2 separate regions of the Mus musculus genome follow, and region 1 is linked to region 2. Evidence: chromatin contacts called from ENCODE POLR2A ChIA-PET data. All regions are on one chromosome and are shown on one strand. The core of a region is the stretch at or near the end of the contact, and the rest is flanking DNA. Distances in the headings are between cores, read along the strand shown.

Evidence for each region. ChIA-PET counts read pairs that join two places held with the same protein, here RNA polymerase II (POLR2A).
Region 1: POLR2A ChIA-PET joins it to region 2 with 13 read pairs in Patski. The contact joins the promoter of Nudt14 here to the enhancer-like site in region 2. POLR2A ChIA-PET finds 5 or more read pairs at or near these places in 2 of 5 experiments (Patski and embryonic stem cell).

The regions. Positions count from the first base shown.
Region 1 is chr12:112,940,465-112,943,949 of GRCm38, reverse strand. It overlaps Nudt14 (nudix (nucleoside diphosphate linked moiety X)-type motif 14), which reads left to right and starts at 1,808. Exons shown (of 5, transcript NM_025399.4): 1 at 1,808-1,959. The coding sequence starts at 1,879.
Region 2 is chr12:112,892,198-112,895,918 of GRCm38, reverse strand. No RefSeq gene overlaps it. Among named protein-coding and RNA genes, the nearest start is that of 1700127F24Rik, 18 kb to the right of the region's middle. Within about 2 kb of position 1,456, at least 1 of the 3 ENCODE cell types and tissues checked has a DNase peak (open chromatin) inside an H3K27ac peak, as active enhancers do.

The DNA of each region.
Region 1 (3,485 bases), core at 559-3,058, 48 kb before region 2:
CCAGACCCTGGGCACCGCCCAAAAGCATTTTCTATCCCTGAGCCAGCAGAGGTCAGACCATCTGTGCCCAACAGCTCTCTGGGTATAGGACCTGCCCTACTGTGTGCCTGCTTTGTGTTCACATGGGGCCCAAAGAGGCAGAGAGAAATGTAGGTGTGACTGCTTAAGGAGCCTGAGGTGAGGGTGGCCCTAGTTATGAGGGCCCCCAGATGTGATCATATTGTCCTGAAAGGATGGAGGCAGAGTCCAGAGACCACCAGCAGAATGTCAGAGAGCAGGGAGCCAACAATGTTTTGAAGGTAGGGGATAGACCACATGCCAGAGTGGGACTTTCTAGGATCTGAGAGACAAGTCTGGAGACACCCAAATCCCAGCCAGGGACCTTGTGTTGGAGTCCCAGCATCCTGAACTGACTCTATAGAAGTTTGTCTTGCTGAAAGACAGCAGATGTAATAACGCTGACTTGTGGCCTCGTGTCTCATGATGTCTGCACTGTCCTGGACATGTGTTCAACGGGGTCTTTGGAACTCCAGGAAACGGCTTGCCGAACACAGAGATGGTTTCTCTAAGTCTTGGGCATTGGCAGCATGGTGCCTTCCCACCTCACCCCACCCACTTTTGACAAACCCCTCTCCATCCAGGCTCCTGCATTGCTCCCATGGGGACAATGATCAGCTATCTAACAGTACCACTCTGGGCCCTGGCCAAAGCCCCTTGGACAGACATATTTCTTGCTCCTGCACACAGGTAGCCCTTTCCTGTGGCCCAGGGATCCCAGAAACTCTACTCACCTCAGTTTATACTAACATTCAAATGTGACTTTCCCCCTACAATGATCTGTAGAGTTGTGGGGGCTTTCTGTTTTCCTCTCAGGCAGGCCCAGTGAGCACAGGTAGCCCCCGGCCAGTGACACTGGGCCCTTTAACATCTTCCTTTGCCTGAACTACTGGTTATAGCAGTGAGAACTCTGTGACTGGTCCCTATTGTCTACACACACTCTAGGGAGAAAGTCTGCCAGGAGGCCTCTGAAATAAAGGAAGACACCTGAGGGCTTTGGTTTCGGGGACTAGAGGAGCTCTTGGTTGATAGTCACTCTGACCTCCAGGACACTAGGTGGCCAGGCCAAAGCCTGGAAAGTTCAGTACTTTAGGAGAGGGATGTGTGTGTGTGTGTGTGTGTATGTGTGTGTGTGTGTGTGTGTGTGTGTGTAGTCTTTAAGAATGGCTCTCTGTGAACCATGTGTCCCATATAGTGAAGTCCTCTCTCCTTGAATCTAGAGTGGCCTGGAACTTTGGATGCATCTGGATTGACATAGTGATGGAGCAGATCTGGGGCCCTGAACAGCTGTTGTGAAATGTGTGCAGCAACATGGCCTTTGTGAAGAACAGAGACAGGAAGTCGCACTTTCTCTCAAACAGGGTCAGGTCAGCCTCTGTGTGGCTAGTGCTCTTCCCGGGGCCTTCCTTCACCAGCCTTTTCTCTTCAGATTTGTCTTCTATTCTCCCCTTCTGTACGCTTCAGTGGGGGCCCTGGCTCCCCAGACTTGGGAAGGGGGTGAGTTTGTTGCTAACCCCGGCCAAACAGACTCCCGCTCAGCTGACCTACCCCGGTGATCCCCTCTGATTTCCACCCGTTGGAGGCTTCATATACTACGAAGCCCTCTCCACCCTACTCAGTTCGCTTCCCCTTTATGCTGGCTTGGGGACTTGTCTGAAAGCGCCTCCCTCGCGCGCAGCACTCCCGCAGGTGCTACCTGGACTCTGTGGCCCGCCCTCCGCCCCGCCCCCCGGCCCGCCCCGCGTGTGAACTGGGCATGCCCAGAAGTGCGTAGACGCGCCCGCCGGCTTCGATCCGCGGAAGAATCTGCTCTGCGCCACCATGGAGCGCATCGACGGGGTGGCCGTGGGCCTCTGTGCCCATTCGCCCTACCTGCGGCCTTTCACGCTGCACTACCGCCAGGTGATCCGCCCCACTCGCGTGTCTCCGCGCTCTCCCCCCGCCCCCCGCGTTGCGGCCCCGGCCCCGCCCCCCGAGCTCACGACTCCGCCCTGAGCGGATTCTCAGAGCTTGAGCTCCGCCCTCCTGCAGTCCTGACGGCCAGTCGGTCAACCCGGAATGGCCAAGGAAGGACATGCAAAGAGAATCGCTCTTTCCTGAGGAAGATTTGACTGGCCCTCCATTTCTGACCGCCCATCGATACTTTTATGCAGTTAGACCCATTGATTACTCTGGGTATCAGGGCAGGAAAACTCTTGGATCAGGGCAGGAAGAACTCTTGGGGAACCCCACAATTGCAGATACCCTCCTTGCGCCTTCTTTCTAGCTCCTCCTTCAAGCCTTAACAGAAAGTCTGCTGTCACGAAGAAACCTCTTCAACTCAGTCTTTCGCAGCTCCCAGGTGTCTGTCTCCCAGAACAACAGGGCCATACATAGCTATCTCACATGACACCGTTGGGCACCTAGTAGGCACACAGAAAACATTTGTTGAACCTACTTGCTGCCTCTTCTCTTTCGTCTTACCCCATGGTCTTCCTTCTCCTCTACCCTGCATGGCCCTGTCTAGTAGGCCCCTGGCACGTTGCCCATTTCCATTCTCTATGCTGTCTGATACACAATTTTCCTGACCTGATCAATGTAGCCCTGACTGGGTTTCAGCTTAGATCAGACCGCCCAGGGCTTGGCGTTTGCCCAGCTCTCCCACTCCATTTCTCTCACCAGTGTTGTGGCCTCCAGCCTGCAAATTCCCTTGCCTCTGGTGTGTCTGCTGTGTGGAGGTCCTTTCCACCTACCCACTAGGCTAGGGAATTCTTCTCCCAGAGTGCAGTGAGGTAATACAGGCTTGAGGGAGCAACTGGGTTCAGTTGAGGAACAAAGGGTAGAGACACGGGGTGTGTGTGGGGGATCACACTTCTTTTCCCTTTCCTCGGCTGGTGACATGGGGTAGCCATGTGGCTCTTTCATACCCAGGACCTGGGGTTCTGGTGGGCTGTGGACGGTCCAGGCTGGTTCGTTCGCCCTCACTTCCTGGGAAGTGCTGTGGGGTGGCTTTACAGCTTTGGCTGGCATCCCACCAGCACATTTCCGCTGATGGCATTGGTAACCAGAGCTCAGTTGAGCAGGCAGCGGCCCGCCATAGCCATAGTCATAGCTGGGAGGGGGGTGGGGGTTGGGGTGGAGGGTAGGCAGCATTTCCTCGGGAACTGAAGGATACTGGGCTGGGCTGGGTTTGCCATGGTAGGGGTCTGCAGCCTTTAACTGCCCCAAAGCAGCAGTGGCCCTGTATAGAATGTGCCCACTGCTACATTCTAGAACTGTCTCTCCCTCCCAAGGCCCATGTCAGCATCTCTGGCCCTACTACCCACAGCTCTGACAAAGTGTTTGATCCTGAGTCAAGAGGGTCCTTGTAAGTCACCTAGGGTGACCTCCCTGAAGGAAAGCTGTTGGGGTAGGCAAGACAGGCTCACTGCAGCCTGGGCAGGCAGCCT
Region 2 (3,721 bases), core at 207-2,706:
TTCTTCATTTCCATCAGGGTGGCTTGGGTCTTTGTGTTCCTTTAGACCCTTTCCTGGGACTCTGCTTCTACACTCTTATTGCCTGCTGGGCTCATTCACCACTTCCTCCATTGGACGTGACCTTAGCCTCTGTGTCCCAGCTGGATCCCTCGGCAGGAGCTCCTGTCTGATTCTCCTGCACTTCTGTCCTCCATGACTCTGAGGCTGCCTCTGCCTCTGCGGACTTTGTGTTGCCTTTCGACAGGCTTGTCAGTCTTGCTCACGTTGGCCATGATGAGCAGGCAAGAGAACCGCAGTTAACAAGCCGACAGTGCTGTGGTGGTGACACTCATGCAGAAGACATGTCCTGATGCCCAGCAAATGGCTTAGCCTTGGTGAACACCACTACAGCCTGTGTTCCTGGATTGGGGGTGGAACTGGGCACTTCTCTGATTGGCAGCTGCTTCCTGAGGGCAGGTACTCAGGCCAACCCAATGCTCTGGACTTTGTAAATGGCTCCCTTCTCTCTCACCACGGGGTCTATGACATGCCTAGCATCACAAGCTGTGATAACCTGGTGAATCTCGGATGAACAAAGTTCATGAAAGAGGGGTATCCTCCCGACAGGCTCCAGAAGAGTCCTGGCTGAGAAGCCACCAACAGCCTGCTTCCCCAATCCCACATTCTCAAACCTCTGCTCTGGAGAGTCCTGAAGTTCACGGTTCCTCTCTCCAGCTCCAGGACAGTGGTGCTGCTTCCTCCTGGTCAGTGCCTTGCTGCTGGTAGGAGGAAGTTCCTGTTTGGCTTTATGAGAAGTGTCTGCTTGATTTCCTGAGTGGCTGCAGCCCTTGCTGGGATCTTGCAGGGCTGGTGTTCTGCAGAGATGGACTTCTGAGCTGACTGACACTTTAGCAAGCCCAGTCTTCTGAGCTGCCGGAGAGCTTTGGTCCTCTCTCTACTCTGTGGCTTTCTCCCAGTAATGCCGTGCTGATTTTAAAATTAGCTCGCTCATTTCCAATTATAAAGTAGCACTTGCTCATTTGGGGAGAACTGTGAATGGACAGGAAAGTACAGAGACTGTGTGAGCGTCGGGGGTGGGGTGGGACTCTCATCCCACCACGCAGAAACAAGAGCAGTGGTCCCGGGCTTCCCCTATGCTTGGTTCTCTGTTCTCTTTACATGTGTTTGTTCCCATGCAAGGCTACATGGCATAGGTCATACAGTCTCACCCTCCGTCATGCTCAGCTCATGCTTTGTGGTTTTCTGCTGACAGGCAGAGCATGTCCGTCACCCTCGTCCCCGGGCTGCTACTGGCATCGGATCTTTCCCCAATGTTCTTCTTTCTCCCCACTGAGTCCTTCACCCCCACTAACCTTGTATCCTGCAGCCTGGCTGGCTTCTCTTGCTTGTCTCTGCTTTTGAGAAACAGCCCAAGCTCCATTGGTGGAGATTGAGTCATCTGGCCAATTTGCTGTTTAAATTCCTAGACACTAAATTGCTGGGTTGCAGGTCACAGAACATTTAGAATCCCTGCTGCCAAATCGCTTCCAAAGCTGTTTTCTGATTTATACACAGGAGAGCTCGGCTCTGAAGCCAACCAGTTGAAGCCTGTCACAGGAGAGTTCTGAGATGATAGCATCCTCCTCCTGCACCCCCACCACAGCAGCCCTGTGGGGTGCCTGAGCATCAGCAGCAGGGCTAAGAAGTGCCAGGAGAGAGTCCCCATCTGCATGGCCTGCATGGCCTGCATGGCCTACATGTAGCCCATTGTAGGCGGGCACAAGAGCACTGGAATTGCCTGACCAAGAGCTTCCACCTATGGAGGAATGGCAAGAAATGAGGACCACGGACTCCCACCCCCTTCACACTGCTGGCCCGCCCATGCACGTCCTTATGGGTCCCTCTGACTTTCACAACTAGGTGGTCTTTGGTTCTGTCAGGATGAACCATGTGAAAGTGCTTTTTTTTTTTTTTCAGTCTAAACAGCCACATGGTGGCAATTCTGTGTGATTCCTTCTACTTAGGCATAGCTGGAATTCAGTCAGCCTAGTCTGGGATGCCCCAGTTCCCCTCAGCCTCTAGGGGTACAAAGAGGGAAAGAGGTTGGCCCACCACTTAGAAGTTCACCATGGCTGGGGAATCAGCCTGGTCCTGCCTTCAGGATGTCTATTCTGGATTGACGCCTCTCCCTCCTCCTCCCCCTCCCCCTCCTCCTCCTCCTCTTCCTTCTCTTCTTCCTCCTCTTCTTCCTCCTCCCCCCTCTCCCCCCTCCTCTTCTTCCTCCTCCTCCCTTTCCTCCTTCTCCTCTTTCTCCTCCCCCTCCTCCTCTTCCTCCTCCCCCCTTTCCTCCTCCTCCTCCTCCCCTCTTCTTCTCCTCCTCCTCCTCCTCCTCTCCCTTTACCCTCACCTTCTCCAGAAATAGTGAACCGCCCCAGGGCTTTCCATGCTATAAGTCCTCCAGGAGTCCTGTGTTAGCCTGAGGACCTCACCTTTGCTCTCCCTGGCCCCTGAAGCTTCTGGCATAGCCTGACCCGGGCCATGCAAAGGCGACTCCATCTCATTCTTCACTCCCCCGCTTCCCTCACCTGCTGTAGCCAAAGAACTCCCAGGCTTGATGCTCCTTCCCATTGGCCTCCCTCTTTCTGGAACCATGGTCCAGACCATAGAGTCAGGCTGGGCTTGCATGCTCAGGTGAGAAATGGGCCCAGACCCCCAGAGTGTACTCTCACACATATGCAAAGAGTAACTGTCCAGCATAGCTTGGTCAGCCTCGTTTGTGTCCTAAGGACATGGTCAGAGCAACCAGGGCTTTGCCAGCATTGGACTCGGCTTTGCTGTTAAGTTTACCCCACCCCTGCTGCCAACCACAGCCTTGGATATTTTGTATGAACGGAATCATTGCCTTTTATATTTATTTTTTAAATCTTTATTGGTTATTTTATTTATTAACATTTCAAATGTTACCCCCTTCCAAGTTTCCCCTCAACAAACCCCCTATCCTATCCCCCTCCCCTACCTCTATGAGGGTGCTCCCCCACCTGCCCACCCACTCCTGCCTCAGTGTCCTAGCATTCCCCTACCCGGGTCATAGAGCCTCCACAGGACCAAGGGGCTCCCCTACCATTGATGCCAGATAAGGCCATGCTCTGCTGCATATCCAGCTGGAGCCATGGTCCGCCCCCCCATCTGTACTCTTTGGTTGGTGGTTTAGTCCCTGGGAGCTCGGGGGGGGGGATCTGGTTGGTTGATATTATTGTTCTTCCTGGGGGGGGCTGCCTTTTAGATTTAATTTGGGATAATGATTGGTGGCACCAGGACCAGGACCTTGTTGGAGGCTGTTGTGTGGCAGACCAGACACTGTCCATCAGGAGAAGCACACTTGAGGACACTCCAGTCTGGGTGATCATTGACAATATAGTTATGAATGTTCATGAATGAGACTTTGTAGGCCTAGATGTTCATCTCTCCTTTCTCAATATCTAGGCGTGTAATTGTTGGTTCGTGTGCAAAATCAGTGCTTCCCGTTGGAAGGATCTGCAGAAGGCTCCAGAGCAGCTTCTGTGCCACCACTGCCCCTCTAGCAGCACAAGTACTTCTCTCTGTTCAGCCTCCCTAGTCCTCACCGACATCTTCTTCCCAAAGCCACTCCCCTGAGGCCAATGTGGCATCTCCTAGTGCTTTGATTTGCATTTCTCTATTAATTTTGCCATTTAAAAGTATCTGCATGTGTGTTCAACTCCCA